Regions from separate parts of the Homo sapiens genome. Here region 1 is linked to region 2. Evidence: chromatin contacts called from ENCODE Hi-C or POLR2A ChIA-PET data. All regions are on one chromosome and are shown on one strand. Each heading gives the region's core, a stretch centred on a gene start or an enhancer-like site at or near the end of the contact. The rest is flanking DNA. Distances are from core to core; before and after follow the strand shown.

Region 1 (7,347 bases), core at 1,724-4,223, 44 kb before region 2:
CCCAAGGAAGGGCTTCCAGACACAGCAGGGTCCAGCCCCTGGTTGGGGAAGGTTCAAAAGATGGTCTCCTTCAACAGTAAGGTGGAGAAGAGATACTATCAGCCAGATGACAGGAGGCCGAATGTGCCCCTGAAGGGCACCCCTCCCCCAGGAGGTGCCTGGCAGCAGAGCCAGGGCAGGGGCAGTATAGCTCCAAGGGGAATCTCTGCTTGGCAGAGGCCCCCCAGAGGCAGGGGGAGGCTCTGGCCAGAGCCTGAAAACTGGCAGCATCCTGGGCGAGGGCAGTGGCCCCCAGAGCCAGGCTTGCGCCAGTCCCAGCATCCCTATTCAGTAGCACCAGCTGGTCATGGCTTTGGCCGTGGCCAGCACTTCCACAGGGACTCCTGTCCCCACCAAGCCCTGCTCCGGCACCTCGAATCCCTGGCGACCATGAGTCACCAGCTCCAAGCCTTACTGTGCCCCCAGACCAAGAGCTCCATCCCCCGCCCTCTGCAGCGTTTGTCTAGCGCCCTTGCAGCTCCAGAGCCCCCTGGCCCAGCCCGTGACTCCTCTTTGGGGCCTACAGATGAAGCTGGCTCTGAGTGTCCCTTCCCTAGAAAGGCCTGACCCTCCTTACCCACCAGAACAGGGGTTTTGATGCCCTCACTAGTGTTGAAGCCTGTTCCAGAGAGAGGTGGGACTGCAAGGAGAGGATGGTCAGCCCTACCCACCTGCCCTGTTTGAACTTCCTGTTTGACAATGTTTGCTGTTGATTTTTTGTTCAATAAAGAATTTGGTAAAATTGGGATTGCATCTGCTAGCTGGTCAGGAGAGCCCCTGGTCCTGGTCAGATGTGGGTTGAGTGGGTGTGTCAGTGAGTGTCTTGTGCACAAATGTGCAGCCTTGCTCATTGCTGGTCTGAGGTCCTGAACCATCACTGCGCCCCAGGGCACAGCTATTGCCACGGTGGTTTCTGGAAGCATTTTGCAAGTATTCTGAACCAGGAGGAAGAGGTGGTGGTGGGAAAGAAAGTAGGACCGAGGTTGGGGGTGGAGAGAGAAATGGACAGAGCCTTTTGGAGGGTCACAGACATCAGACATCAAGAGATTGCTAGAGAGGAAAAGATAAGCAAGTTGCAGTGGACTTTAAATTTTTCAGTTAATACTAAGATTTTTTTTTCCTTTGACTAGATGGGGAAGGATAGTACATACCTTCACCATATTCCCTCCGAGTCTCTGTCTATGTGCTTCTCAGGGATCTCTGTGCACTAGTGTGCCTGCAAGCATGTGAGAGTATCTGTGTGAGTTTCATGGCCTGCCTGTGTGTAGGTCTCTGTTGAGGAAGTCAGGAGATCCAGATTGGGTGACTCCTCTCTGTATCTCTTGCCAGATTCCAGAGACTGGTGTTAGAAAATGTCAAAGGTCTTAGCCTTGGTGGTGGGCATTCAGGGTGGGGTTGGAGACTGGTATTAGGGTTGGACGGTGCTGCCTTGCCTTGGGCCTAGAACAAGCTTCTAACAGCAACTGCAACTGTCAAGCGTTTCATGTGGGGTGTACCTCGAGAGAGCTGCATCTGCGGACTGATGGGGGAACCAGCTGCCAGGGCCAACCAACCCAGCGTGGGGAAAGGGGCCTGGCTTCCAGGAGAGAACCTCTCTAGAACCCCACCCTTCGCCCCGGGGCCAGAAGGGCCCTACCCGCTCTTTGCTCACCCCTTCGCAAAGTCCACCCATGTACAGGCCTCACCCTGGCCCCTGCTGGACTGGAAGGGGTGGGGCGATGGTCGGTTGGGGGAGCCCTTCTTCTCTGCCCCATGAGCTCTGCGGCTGCCCTACCCGCGGACGACAGCAGAGGGGGCCCTCGGCCTTGGGATGGAGGTCGGGGCTGGCAGGACCGGAGTCAAAGCGGGGGGTGGGGCGAGGTGCGGGAACTTAGCGCAAGGAGTTGGAAGCGGGGGCGGGGTAGGATGCGGGTGGGGTGCGGGTGAGGGGTAGGGAGAGGGGGCTGGACAGTTGAACCGGGAGAGGGAGCGGGGCTCCTTCGGGAACTTTTCCGGCTCGAAATGGCCTGGGAGCGCCGCAGCCTCCGCGCTCTATGCAAATGACGCAAATTACTATGCAAACCTACAGCTTGGTTCTGAGCCCACAGTTTGGGTGGTTTTCCTAATGCAGTTGGTATGGAGGGAAACGGGTGTGCACTCCCTCCCCTCCAGGTCCAGGGCTTCCTCCGGAGAGCCGCCAGAGCCGCTCTCCTGGAACACGCAGGCAAGAGCGAGCTCTGTACCCTGGGCAGGGATTTCCTTTGGGAGCTTCAGTTTTCCCTTCTGTAAATGGGGGTGATAACGCGGCTCTGTAACAGCTCGCCCGTGGAAGGGCTGTAGGTGGGCCCCGAAATCCTGCAGCCTGCTAAACATGACACCCTCCCCCACCCCCGCCACCTTTTGGCCCCAGTCCACGAGCCCCTTGCCCCTCTCTCTCTCGGCAGAAGCCTGGAGCGAGGATTAGGCATGACGTTGCTAGGGGGCGTGACTGACGGTTGCTAGGCTCCAGGGACGTTGCTATGCAACGCTGGGCGGGGCTTGTTGTTGCTAGGCCGGAGCCGGAATCGCCCGGGACCCGGAAGGGACACCTCGCGCCCTGGGTTTTAGTGGAAGGCGCCCCAGGCTACCAGGGATCGCGACACTGCTCTCCCGGTGACTTTCTTCGGGCCTGAGCTTCCCCCGGCTGGACGCAGTTTCTGAGGGTCCTTCCGGTTCACACTCTGCCACTCCGTGATCCTCTTGGCTCCGGAGTGAAGAACCCTGCGTCTTTGTGCACGTGTCTGTGCGCCTGCCTGTGAGGGGGGTGGGGGTGCAGAGCGGGTATCGCTTTTGGATTTCCATAGCAACTGCTCCTGTGTCACCCCATTGCTCCCAAAGGTTTGAGCGGTTGCTTGTACAAATTTACATATATCTGCATGTCATTAACATAGAGGCGGGGCCGGAACTTGTTTGGGCAACTATCCCTGGACGGTTCTCTTTGCTTCTTCCTCATCCCGTCTGATAGGCATGTGGGCTGCGCATGCGTGAGTGTTTAGCCTGTCCATGTTCTCAGATGTGGGGTGGATGAGTGAGCTGTGACAGTGACCATCAGTTCCCTTTCCCCACGTCCCCTTATTGAACCCTTAGCATGAATCCATCCAGATATCCCTGACTGAAGACACCCAGCTTCCCAAGCAATGCCAGGCCTTGTTGGCACTCCAATTCCTTTTCTGGCTGTGTGGCCTTGACAAGTTTAGTTACCCTCTCTGTGGCTCAGTTTTCTTCTCTGTAAACAGGGATACTAATCTCTAACTTACCAGGTGATGGGAGGGTTTAACTGGTTGCCACTTTTACACACACTAATTGCTGCTTTCTGGCCTACAGTAGGCACTCAGTGGTGCTCCCTTCCTCCCTCCCTGGAGCCCAACTCTTCTCAGAACCCAACCAAAGCAAATCAACTTCAGTTGCCGCTTAAGACATGACAACTAGACACCAGAAGAACTTCCAGATGTCAGGGCAGACTGGATTTGATGCACAGGATGAGGACTATTGTTTTCTCTATTTGTCCTTCTTGGAAGCTGGAGGTCAGGTTGGTGAGTGTGGACCCTCCTACCGCCTCCCCCTTATACCCTTGTCTCTCTCAGGGAGCCCACTGGTTTCCAGAAAACTTGCTTTCTTGTCCCAAAGGCCTGGAGCCTGAGACGGCTGTAGCAGTGACAGCTGAGCTTGGGAGGCCCGAAGACCAGGGCAGAGCAGGTGGTGGCTAAGGAAGTACCTTCCAGGACTGAGGTGTTTGGGATGGAGCAGGACTGGGATGGAAGGGAGACTGAGAGCAGAAACTGCTTGGAGAGCCACATGTCTGTTCCTTTACCAGAGAGGACTGGGGAACCCTGGGGCCACCCCCTTGCCCTTTCTGAGCCTCAGTTTCCCTGTTGTAGGCAGTAAGGACTCCTCTGTTTCAACTTGTGTGGGGGGTAATAAGTCAGCTCAGTATGGAGAACCTTCTCGTTGCTGCAGCTATGTAACAGTGCCATGGAGGGAGTTCCCTGTTCTTTGCACTGTGCAAGCAGAAGCCGAGAGGGACCCCTTAAGTGTGCTGGATAGGAGCAGCAGAATTCCTGGAGGCTCTTGTTCATTTAAAAACTGGGGTTGGCTCCTATCCTGTGTGGAGGAAGATTGTTGGTGATGGACAGGGATGTAAGAACTGGGTTCCAAGGGGTTGAGTGGCTTCCTGGAGGAGGTAGGACTGCATGGAGACCATACTCTGCAGTTGTCACTCTGACTGCTGTATGCAAGACTGCTGTCTGCTGGTGGATGGCGGTGGGCCAGCCAACTGTGCTCCACAGGTGAGGGTTCCAGGGACAGGCTGTGAGCCTGGCAGTGTCCGGCTGGCCCGCCTGTGTCCCACTCTGGGGGCCAATTAAGTCTCCATCCCTAGTCGCGCCGATTAACAGTTAATAAGGCAGCAAACACCTGCAGCTATGGAGGCGAATTAAGAGCAACAGTCGGCATAATACACAACCCGATAAGTGAGCAATTAACAACCGGAGAAAGATTAATAGAAGCAATTACGTTCCTACTCGGAGCTCTGTAAATACAACTGTCAATGGCCAGGGTATTCAGTTCAGTCCTGCCTGGCCCCACCCCGGGCCACAGCCTCTGTTGGCAGGGGTGCCCACTGAGCCAGACTGTGGATCCTGGACCGCAGAGGCATGTACACAGGCACAGATATGCAAATGCACACAGAGATATACACATCCAGACATACTTAGAGAGGTGGCCCACAGAATGCAGTCATATAGATATAAAAATTCCCCACTGTCTCACATACTCGCATTCACAGACGGGTACACACAGACACACATAGGGCCTTCCAGAAGCATACACAGAGATACACAGAAAAATACCCACAGTGTCATAAAGATACATTTTCACAGAGCTAGAGCCACACAGACTACCAGTGACACTCACATATACAAACAGACGTGTAGACACACACAGATTTTTACTCATAGGGTCACATATGCATGCAACCCTCCTGTGATGCCCTTCAGAGGGTTGTCCATAGTGGGTGAGGGCGGCAGCAGGGCCCTGGACTGAGAGAGAACTGGAGTGAACTGGAGAGAATTGAACTGAGAGAGAACTGGAGGGTGGGAGGGGACACGGGAGGGACAGAATGTGTGTGAAAACATGCAAGTGTGTCTGCATGCATGTGACTCTAAGCATGTGCATCTTTGCAAGAATGTGTTTCACCCATGTATGGGCACATTACTGTGTGTAAACATGCATGTGCCTATACGTCTGTGTGGCTGCATGAGGTGAGTGTCTCATGATGCCTGGGTATATGTACGTGTACTGTGCCCAGCAGATCTGTGACTACACATGTGGGTGTCTGGATCACGTGTGATCACGCTGTGCCAGTGTCCATGTCTAGGTAATTGTGTGCCTGTACTTCCGAGTGGCTTTACATGTGTCCTGTCTCTGTGCTGGGGCCAGGGAGGGACGCTTCCCTGGGAAGCCTGGGATGGTGCCTGAAAGCAGAGTTGTCCCCCCACTGCCCACCACCGGAATGGGGCTCAAGGACAGGCAGGGATGCTCTCAGCCTGACTTGGCTTCCCTCACAGGGACTTCAGCCCCTTTCAAGAGATTGACATGGAGGTTAATTTCTCCTGCTTGAAAGCTGAGCCAGGAATTCACTGAGCACCTTCCTCTTAAAGCCACAGCTCCAGTCCCCACTGGGCTCAAGCCCTCCCCACCCTTGTCTCCACCCTGAGCTTCCCTGGGAAAACCCCCAGACGTGAGACCCATGCACTTTGCTCGCGTTCTGGGACATACACTGTCATGCACAGAATACAGTCATGCAGACACACAAACATGGCCAGTCACGAATACGAACACATCACATTTTGCTTGTGACACCCCGACCTAGCCAGTGTGTGCACAGGCTGGCCACACACACAAAATCCCACACAGCTGCACCCCCACATGTCCACTTGCCCATCACTCTCTGAGATGAGCCGAGTGCCAAGCCGGAGGGCCCAGAGGGGTATCCTGCGACAGGTCCCCCCACCTTCCCCAGCCTGGCCAGATGGTGGAGGCTGACAGGCCCCAAGGGAGCTCTCCATCACCGCTAACCCGCTGGCTGCCAGGCGGGCACTGAGGCCTGGCTCCGCCAGAAGTAGGCTGGGGTGTAAATAAGGAAGTAATGAAGCTCATCAGCCTCTCCCCTCAGCCCCCACTGCCCCAGGCCAGGATAGAGCCTGTCCCAAGGTCTCTCATTCACACTCAGACATCTACAGGACACAGAAGGACTTGGATGCATGTGGGCATTCTCCCTCTAACGCCACAGGCACAGGGGCCCCTTCTGCAGGGTGAGCCACTCGCCAGGCCACAGCTGACCTTGCAGAGAGCCTGCCTCCCCTATCTGCCTCCCACCATCTAATCAAAACAGGCAGAAAACAATAATGTTCAGGGAAACAGATCTGAGGGCCCCAAAGCCAAAGCATCTGCCTGTCAGTCTGTTCTTCCATCAGTCCGTCCAGCCTTCTGTCTGACTTTTATTCGCTCAGTCCTTGTTTTTCATTTATTCACTTGCTCATTCAGTCATTCAGCCAATAAAGACTTTAAACAAATCATGACATTCAGTCCAGTGACCTGGCTGCCCTCCTGGCATCCTGGCCTGGGGGTGCAGGAGCTGGGAAAGGAGAAAAGGGGGCCTGGGCTATGAGGGAGGAGGAAGAGGAAGTGGAGGGGATCCCCATTCCCTGCTTCTTGCTCAGTCTCTTAAATGAAAGAGAAGGGGCTTCTGCAGCTGGAGAGAGAGAGAAAAAAAAGCCAAATCCTAGAATAATAGATAATAATAGCTAACGCTTACGCACTGGTACTCTGTGCCAGGCACTGTTCAAATTGCTTTACATGAATTAACTCAGTTCATCCTCATAACAACTCTGAGAGGCAAGTACTATTATTAACCCTACTGGGGGGCACAGGAAGGTTAAGTAACTTGCCCAAGGTCAAACAGCTTGTCAGAGCCACCCCAAGTGTTTCAAGAGCCTAGGGCAACAACACAAAAGGAGGTCCCCAGCCCTCCGCCCACCTCCCTTCTCATCCTACCTTGGGCTCCATCCTGCAGTATAAGGGCCCTTGTCTGCATGCCGGTGGGCACCCCAACACTGCAATCCCTGCTAGGTCCACACTCCTGGCAAACAGCCACCCTTTGGGCTTGAGGAGGAAGGACGCACATGGGAAAGTGGCTCTATAGACCCTGGTTGTTGGCTTAGGCCTCCTTGGGCAGGGAATTCCAGGGTCATGGGTTGGAATATGGCCTAGAAGGGGACTGGAGCTCCAGGT
Region 2 (7,561 bases), core at 4,672-7,171:
CAGCGCTCTCTCCCTGTGGAAGTGATGATTATTGTGGTTATTTTTAACACATTCATACCATAGTAGGCTGAGGGCACAGGACTGTGTGGAGTTTGGGGGGAGGGGTCTGTGAAGCACAGCATAGCAGGTATCTGCAGTCCTGTGCAAGTGACAAAGAGCCTGTGCTCACCCCGCCTGCTGGCACCAGGGGTGAAGCAAGAGGGGCCTCTCTGTGGTTGGGGTGGAGGAACTCCCAGCAATATCTGGCCCATGTTTGCTGAATGCCTGTCTTCCCAGAAGCTAGGCCCTCTGAACAAGAGCAGCATGGGAGACTGAGACCCTTCCTCAGGGACCACAGGAGGGATGAGCCCAAGATCCTCACAGGTATAGAAGAAGATGGCCTGGGGACTAGGCCATAGAAAAGAGGACCAGCATATCGAAACCACTGTATTGTCAGTCTAGGAAGGCTTCCTGGAGGAGGTGGCAACTGACATGTAGATGATTTTGGCAGATTGCAATAGAGGGAAGGGTATTTCAAGGGCAGGGAATAGTGTTAGCAGATGTGTGGAGGGAGGAAAGCATTTGTACATTCTAGGGATAATGAAAAGGGGTTACATCTCCCTTTCTTTCTTTCTTTTTTGTTCTTTTTCTCTTTCTTTCTTTCTTTCCTTTCTTTCTTTCTCTCTCTCTCTCTCTTTTTCTGAAACAGGGACTCCTCTGTCTTCCAGACTGGAGTGCAGTGGCACAATCATGACTTACTGCAGCCTCGAACTCGTGGCCTCAAACAATCCTCCCACCTCAGCTTCCCAAGTAGCTGGGACTACAGGCACATGCCACCAAACCCAGCTAAAATTTTTTTGTATTTCTTTGTAGAGACGGGGTTTCACCATGTTTCCCAGGCTGGTCTTGAATTCCTGGGCTCAAACGATCCGCCCTCCTCGGCTTCCCAAAGGGCTTGATTGCAGGCGTGAGCCACCTCATTCAGCTGACATCTCCTTTTCATTGAGAGCGGATTGTGCTCCAGACAGTCCACATCTCTGTTTTCACTGAATTCTCACAATGAACCTATATGGTAGAAAGTGTCCTCCTTACCTTCAGAGAATCTGAAGCTCAGAGAGATGAGGTGTCTTGCCCAAGGGTACACAGCAAGACGGTGGCAGAGCTGGGAATCAAACCCACATGTGTCTGGCTCTAGAATCTGTGCCCTTTCCACAGGTCCATATGGCTTTGCAGTGTGCTTGGCTGCCCAGTGGGGTGTGGGAAACAGTATTGGACAGGTCAGCAGGGGCCGGAGCATGCCAGGCTCAGAGTTTCACACTCTGGCTGTAGCCGTGGAGGAGCCGCTGAAGACTTCCTCAGCTGGGGAGTGGTGTGGTTGGGGCTGGGATCCCCGAGGCTCACTTTGGAGGTTACACAGAGGAGAATCAGGCTCATGTCAGGGGAAAGGGGAGCAGGTGTGCAAAGGAGCAATTAAACAGTAGCACGAAAACAGGATAAGAGGGGCAAGGACCAGGGGCTTAGATGGAGGCGGGGAGTGACTCGGGGTCCCATGCAAATTAGGGAAGGTGTCTCCGAGGAGGTCCAAGTTGAGTGGCATTTTGTCAGAGCCAGTGTAGTACAGTGGAAAGAGCACGGCCTCTGGAGTCAGGCAGGCCTGGGTTTGAATCCCACCTCAGCCTCTCTCTAGTATGAGACCTTGGAGCTTCCTTTCTCATTAGTAAAATGGGGGAAACCAGCCCTGATGAGGATGAAATGAGGTGATGCTGAGTGCACAGTGACTGGCATGTAGGAGTTGTTTAGTAAACGTTGCCTTATTCAGAACAGAATAGTTATGAGGTTATCAGGTGGTCAAGTGGGGAAGTGTGTCCCAGGCAGCACATCTGTTTGTGCCCATGACTGGCAGCCCGACGGGAAAGCTGATAGATTGCAGGACTGCAGGCCTTGGGGCACCTGGCCCACAAGCCGCTGAGCTCACTGGGTGGAACACTCAGGAGTTCTTGGGGGTACTCACGTCCCTTCTGGGGGCCCCTCCTTGTCCTCTTGGACCCTGCCTGGCTCAGCTTCCTCTTGGATTGCCCTGTTTTGGCCTCAGGGCTGGCTGGGGCCTGCACACAGTGTGTGCTGACTAAGTGTTTGTTTCAGTAAATGACACCTCTGCTCTTATCTGTCTTCTTCCCCCTCCAGGGAGAACCAGCCTTCCCCTGTGTGGGAATGAATTGCTGGCCTCTCCTCTCCTCTGAGTGGGATGGGTGGGAATGGAGGGGCAGGCAGGCAGTGTAGGGCCTGGCTGTGTGGCCTTGGGCTTGTACCTTCCCCTCTCTGGCCCAGCTCAGGAGGCCGGAAAAGGGATCCAAAAACTGAACCTCGGACATGTTCTGATTTTCAAATAGGGTGAATTCTGGAAACCACTGACCCCAACCCACTCCCGCTTCGCCCTGCCCCTCCTGTTACATTGTGGGGCTGGCCAGCAGATGGTCTGTGAGTGGTTAGAAGAGGAGCAGGGACCACAGGAAACAGTGTGAGACCCCGACAAGCAGGTCAGGCTGGTCTCTCACGTGTCCGCATTTGGTGGGCACTGGATGCCAGACTGGTAGATGCCCCAGACACGACGATGGGCAGGAAGCCCACACAGGAGCTGGATGGGAGGACTCTCAGCTGGATTTGCACCTCCAAAGTGTTTGTGAATAAATAGGGGCCAGGAGCTCTGTCTTTGAGCCTGTCTTAGTGGTCCCTTTGGTGCAGGCTGGCATATCAAATCTGAATGCTGGTGCTGTGGGACGGAGCTGATACTTTGCATGGGGAGTCAAGATTACAAATGACCATTCCTCGTGAGCCCCATTGTGGGGGAAGCTGGGAACAATGTATTCATTGGTGCTTATTTCTTGGTATTTCGCTGGGCTGAGTTTTGTGCTGGCATTCCCTGGGGGTCAAGGAGAGGACTCACAGCCTTCCCTCAACGGGCTTATGGTAGAGAGTTGGGGGTATTTCTGACAGTCAGAAGATGGACCCATCTGTGATGAAAGGGCACATAGAAGAGGGGGTGGCCAACTCTGCCTGGGGAGTTGACAATATGGAAGTTTCCATAGATGAGAGGTCATTTGAGGTGGGTTTTGAAGGTCAAGTAGGAGTTTTCTAGGCAAAGAGGGTGGGGAAACAAGCAAGTAGAGATTTGAGAGTAGATGGTGGGCTTCTTGGACATGCTGAATTTGATGGTCAGGAGAACTGCTCAGGAGGCAGGAGGATATCCAGGAATGGAGCACAGGAGAGGCAGGGCCTGGGGATGATGATTTGGGAGCATTGGTTCAGAGGGGGTTAATTAAGCCTGGTGGGGAGCACGTGCAGTGAAAACAGGACAAAGCATGGACTCCTGATATGGGAAACAGCAGGAAAATAGACCCCTCAAGGAGATGGGGACAGAGTAGCTAGAGAGGTGGGAAACCAGGAGAGTGCTTCAAGGGAGGACGAGTCAGCAGGACCAAATGCTGCTGAGGGGTCAAGTGAGACCAGGTCTGCAAAGTATCCACAGGATTTAGCAACAAGGAGGACACTGATGACTTTATCAAGAGCACGTTCAGCAGAGAGATGTGGGCAGAAGCCAGACTGCAGTGGATTAACAGGGGAGGTGATATTTGAGCCAGGAAGTGAGTGTCAGGTGAAAAACCAGAGTGCTGGCTGCAGAGCAGTCACTGACGGAGGAGGGAAACAGAGGGTCAGAGGAGGGCCTCTCCGAGAGCGAAGGAGGCCTGGATCTGTTCCTGGGCTGCCGCAAGGGGAGAATGCTGACAGGGTGCCGATGAGAAGGGATAATGGGTGGAGCCCTCCTGAGAAGGCTGGAGGAGGGGGATGCAGGCCCAGGCCACGGGGCTGGCCTTTGTGGGGAGAAGGGCTGCAGGGAAGTTGGTAGTTGGAGAGGCTGGGCAAGAAGCTGGGGGCTCCCGATGTTGAGGTCATCGCTGAGAGAGTGGGCAGAGATGAGCTTGAGGAGAGAGGACAAGGTGCAGTATGGCCACAGCGGGGAATGAGGAAGGAACAGAGCCAAGAAGGGCCACTGAGAAGTCCCGGGCGCCCAGCGGATGTGGAGCCCCTGAAGCTGTCATGGTGCCAGTTGGCACAGCCATAGATTTCTTCAGCAGCCTGGGGGTGGGCGTGGAGAGGGTAGCTTGTCACAAGGCTCCAGGGCTGGGGGAGGGGATCGAGGAGCTGGCACGCCTGGCCCTGCCACCTCCTCTGTGGTCCCAAGAGAGGCAGGGGCCAAGTGGAACTGCAGATGCTATTCAGAGGGAGTAGGCTCGGGTGGCACATGAGGGGCTGGAAGGGGTGGAGGCTGTGAAGAGAAGGGAGATGATAAAAATAAACGAGAATGACTGTCTTCTGAGCACTTGCCGTGTGCCAAGCAGGGTGCTGAGGGTTTCAAGGCCCTCCTGGCAGGGGGTCCTCACGTGAGTCCTGGGGGCGGAGTATAATGAATGTTGTTCTCCAGAGGATAAAGCAGGGTCAGAGAGGTGAAGAGACATGCCCGAGGCCACACAGCTGGTCAATGTCCACACCCCATTTGGGATCCAGGGTTAATTCACTCCAAAGCTCTTCTGGGAGTCCAGGTTTCAGAGATGGAGAAATTTCAGGGATCATGTGGATCAGGCCCTGGGGCTGGTGACTGACGTGGAGGGAAAGGCCCCAGAGTGGATGAGACCAGAGGCTGGGCTGGGTGGCAGTTCTGAGCCCCCAGCAGCAGATTTGCTCAGGGTGGCTGCTCCTCATGCTTGGTGAGAAAGAGCTTCCTCTCAGCTGCAGAGCCCGGGCTGGGCAGCAGGGGGCAGGAAGAGGCAGCCCTGGTGGGTCCCTTCACACTCAGCGTGCCTGTCCAGTACTGCTGGCTTTTAGAGATAGGAAGGAGCCTGGAGGTGGGGGAGAGGAGCACCTAATAGTCTGGGGATAGCATGGGGTGAGCCCATCCTCAAAGGCTCTTCCAGTCCCACCTGCTCATGCAGAGGCTGCTGGGCCTTTCCCTTCTGTGCCCATGTCTGCCCCTCCCTGACACCCCATTGTGGGAGAGGGCCCTGATGAGCTCATGTCTGTGCAGGAGGGCCAGGCTTTGGAGAATGGAAGCCACCAGGGCTGGTAGTGCTTCCAAGGCCTAGCCCAGACACATAAATCAGGGCAGCTGAGAGCCTGGTGGGGCCAGGGTCAAGGTAGCCTGGCCTCCTCGAGCACCTGCTGTTCTCCTGGCCTCAGGGCCAGCAGGAGAAAGGTCTGTTGGATGTGGGCACTTGTCCTAGGCCCCTTGGGTCTCAGAGGAGTGGCATTCTGACCTGTGCCTCCAGGTCACAGTCCAGTGCTGCTTGGGGAGCATGAACTGTATCTCAGAGATAGGCTCGGGGCCAGGGTTGCAGCAGCTCAGCTTGGATGTTTTTTCAGCCCCTAGGAGTCAGTACAATGGAGGAGCAAATGCAGCTGTGTGCTCTTGGACAAGGCACTTCCCCTGTCTAGCCCTCAGTTTCCTCATCTGTAAACAGAGATGATGGTTCTTCTTTCCAGTGAGAGGACTAAAGGAGAGGGTTATGGGCCGCACTTGGCACAGAAGCATTCCCAGAGCTCTTTCATATGGGCAGCCATGCCCCTTAAATCTCCCCCACATCTGGCTGAGGCAAGAGGTGGAAAAGATGACTGTGAGGTCAGGGCCTAGTCCTGTGTAGCCTTCTGAACCTCAGTTTCCTTGTCTGTGAAATAGTGGTGGTGGGGCAGAGGGCAGAATGTGATCCTGAGAGAGCATCATGCAGTTGGTTCCAGGCCCTCAGGCGGAGGGCAAGGAAGGCTGCCTTCACTGTGCCACTGTAACAGAACCTAGCTGGCCTTTGCTGAGCCCCTGCCACCACCTCCGTGTTCCAGGTGAGGAGCCGGAAGAGGAACCGAAAGTGAAAACCCAGTGGCCGAGGTCTGCAGATGAGCCTGGGCTATACATGGCGCAGACAGGTAACTCGGGCCCGCCTCCCTTCCTCTGCGGCGGGGGCCCGACTGTGTGCGTCTGGTGGTGTGTGTGCTTGGTGTGTGCCTGTCTGTCTCTGTCCTGCAGTTCAGTCGCGTCTGTGCCACATGAAGCTTGTGGGAAGGGCTGGGTGGCCTCCTGAAGAGCCTGTTACTTGGGGTCAGGGTAGGAGGAGCCCTCTGATGCCTGCCCCCACCTTACTGCCACTCCCCCTATCCCTATGAGACTGAGTGCTTGGGAGGTGCCCCCTGCCGCCGACGCTGTCCCTCTCTCGTAGGCGACCCGGCGGCTGAGGAGTGGTCCCCGTGGAGCGTGTGTTCCCTGACGTGTGGGCAGGGTCTGCAGGTGCGGACCCGCTCCTGTGTGTCCTCCCCCTATGGGACCCTGTGCAGCGGGCCCCTGCGGGAGACCAGGCCCTGCAACAATTCAGCCACCTGCCCAGGTAGGCCCATCCTCCTCCCCACCCCACCTGCCTGCAGGGTTAGGTCCTGCCTGGGACTTGGGCAGATTAATCTCCAAAATGGTTGGTTGCCTCCTCCTTTCATTCAACAAATGTGGCTGTTCCCCACACCATGCCCAACTCTGCGTACCATGCCAGCCCGGTGCAGGGCACTGGGGGCACAGATGGATCAGACCAGGGCCCATGCTACTGGGCCCGGTTCTGGGCACATCATTCCCCCAGTGCCTGCATCCTGGTAACCAAGGCTCGTGTTTTTACCCACTCCGCTCTGGCCATATCAGTAGCTTGCGCACTTTCCCACCTCCCTGCATTTGCTGATTCTTGTCCTATCCTTTCTCCCTGACCTTGGCTATTCAAATTCAGCCTGTCTTTCAAGATCTAAGACAAACGCCACTTCCCTGACCTTCCCCTCCTTCCTTTGGACACCCCCTCTCAAGGGAGCCTCCCCTAAGCCTCCCTCAGTTGAGTGTGTAGTTGTTAAGGAAATGCATGTGCTTGCTTGAGACGGCAAGGGCAGGGTAGCCTCAGCCAGTCCTGCTCCTTGCTCCCTGAGTGGGTGAAGTGAGGCCTAGGCCATGCCAGTGGTGCTGTGGATTTAGAGCAGGGCCTACCTGGGAAGGGCTCTTGGTACCTGGGGGTATGGCAGGAGTTTGCAAAGGCCTGGGGCAAAGCTGTGTTCCAGCGTGTGAGCTCGGTGTGTCGGTGTCCATGTAGAGGTTCATGTTTATTTGTGTGTCTGTGCGCTTGGGGCTGGGAAGGGCGCTTCTCTTGCCCCCGGACTGCTGTGTTGTATTCAGGCTCTGGGTCTAGGGGTGGGTGGGATGGGGAGGGGTGGAATGGCGTGGGTCCTGGGTCCTTTCCTGAATTTTCCTGTGCCCTCAGGAGAGGAGGACCCCTGGTTCCCCTCCTGTTGGTCCTGGCCCCCTTGTCCAGGCGTCCACAGGGGCTGTCCTATGTGAATTAGGACCGGAAGCCTGTGTCTTGCACATCCCTTCAAAGGGTCGCGCCTTGGTGGGGCCCTGGGAGATCCCCCTGGCAACAGATCCCGGGGCAGAGCCAATGAGGAGCAGCCGCAGAGCTGCGGAGCTCCTGATTGGTGGGCGGATGGGCAGGCGCCGGTGGTGGGCGGGGCCATGGTG

Evidence for each region. A loop is a pair of places that touch in the nucleus more often than their neighbours do. ChIA-PET counts read pairs that join two places held with the same protein, here RNA polymerase II (POLR2A). Pooled maps may share reads with other maps.
Region 1: a loop to region 2 is called in a map of OCI-LY7, with 6 times the contacts of the local background. The contact joins two enhancer-like sites. A Hi-C loop is called at or near these places in 10 of 168 maps with a recorded cell type or tissue (MCF 10A, OCI-LY7, aorta and 7 more), 19 of 37 single-sample maps with no recorded cell type and 18 of 50 pooled maps. POLR2A ChIA-PET finds 5 or more read pairs at or near these places in 9 of 52 experiments (A549, AG04449, AG04450 and 6 more).

What each region holds. Positions count from the first base shown.
Region 1 is chr1:31,783,862-31,791,208 of GRCh38, reverse strand. SPOCD1 (SPOC domain containing 1) reads left to right here. Exons shown (of 16, transcript NM_144569.7): 16 at 1-787. The coding sequence ends at 606. Among named protein-coding and RNA genes, the nearest start is that of ADGRB2, 23 kb to the right of the region's middle. RefSeq lists silencers at 1,817-2,106, 2,437-2,486 and an enhancer at 2,272-3,047. Within about 2 kb of position 2,973, at least 40 of the 41 ENCODE cell types and tissues checked have a DNase peak (open chromatin) inside an H3K27ac peak, as active enhancers do; they include OCI-LY7, where a contact is called at or near this core.
Region 2 is chr1:31,743,036-31,750,596 of GRCh38, reverse strand. It overlaps ADGRB2 (adhesion G protein-coupled receptor B2), which reads left to right. Exons shown (of 33, transcript NM_001364857.2): 5 at 5,866-5,949; 6 at 6,240-6,404. Among named protein-coding and RNA genes, the nearest start is that of MIR4254, 12 kb to the left of the region's middle. RefSeq lists an enhancer at 5,779-5,828. Within about 2 kb of position 5,921, at least 3 of the 41 ENCODE cell types and tissues checked have a DNase peak (open chromatin) inside an H3K27ac peak, as active enhancers do; they include OCI-LY7, where a contact is called at or near this core.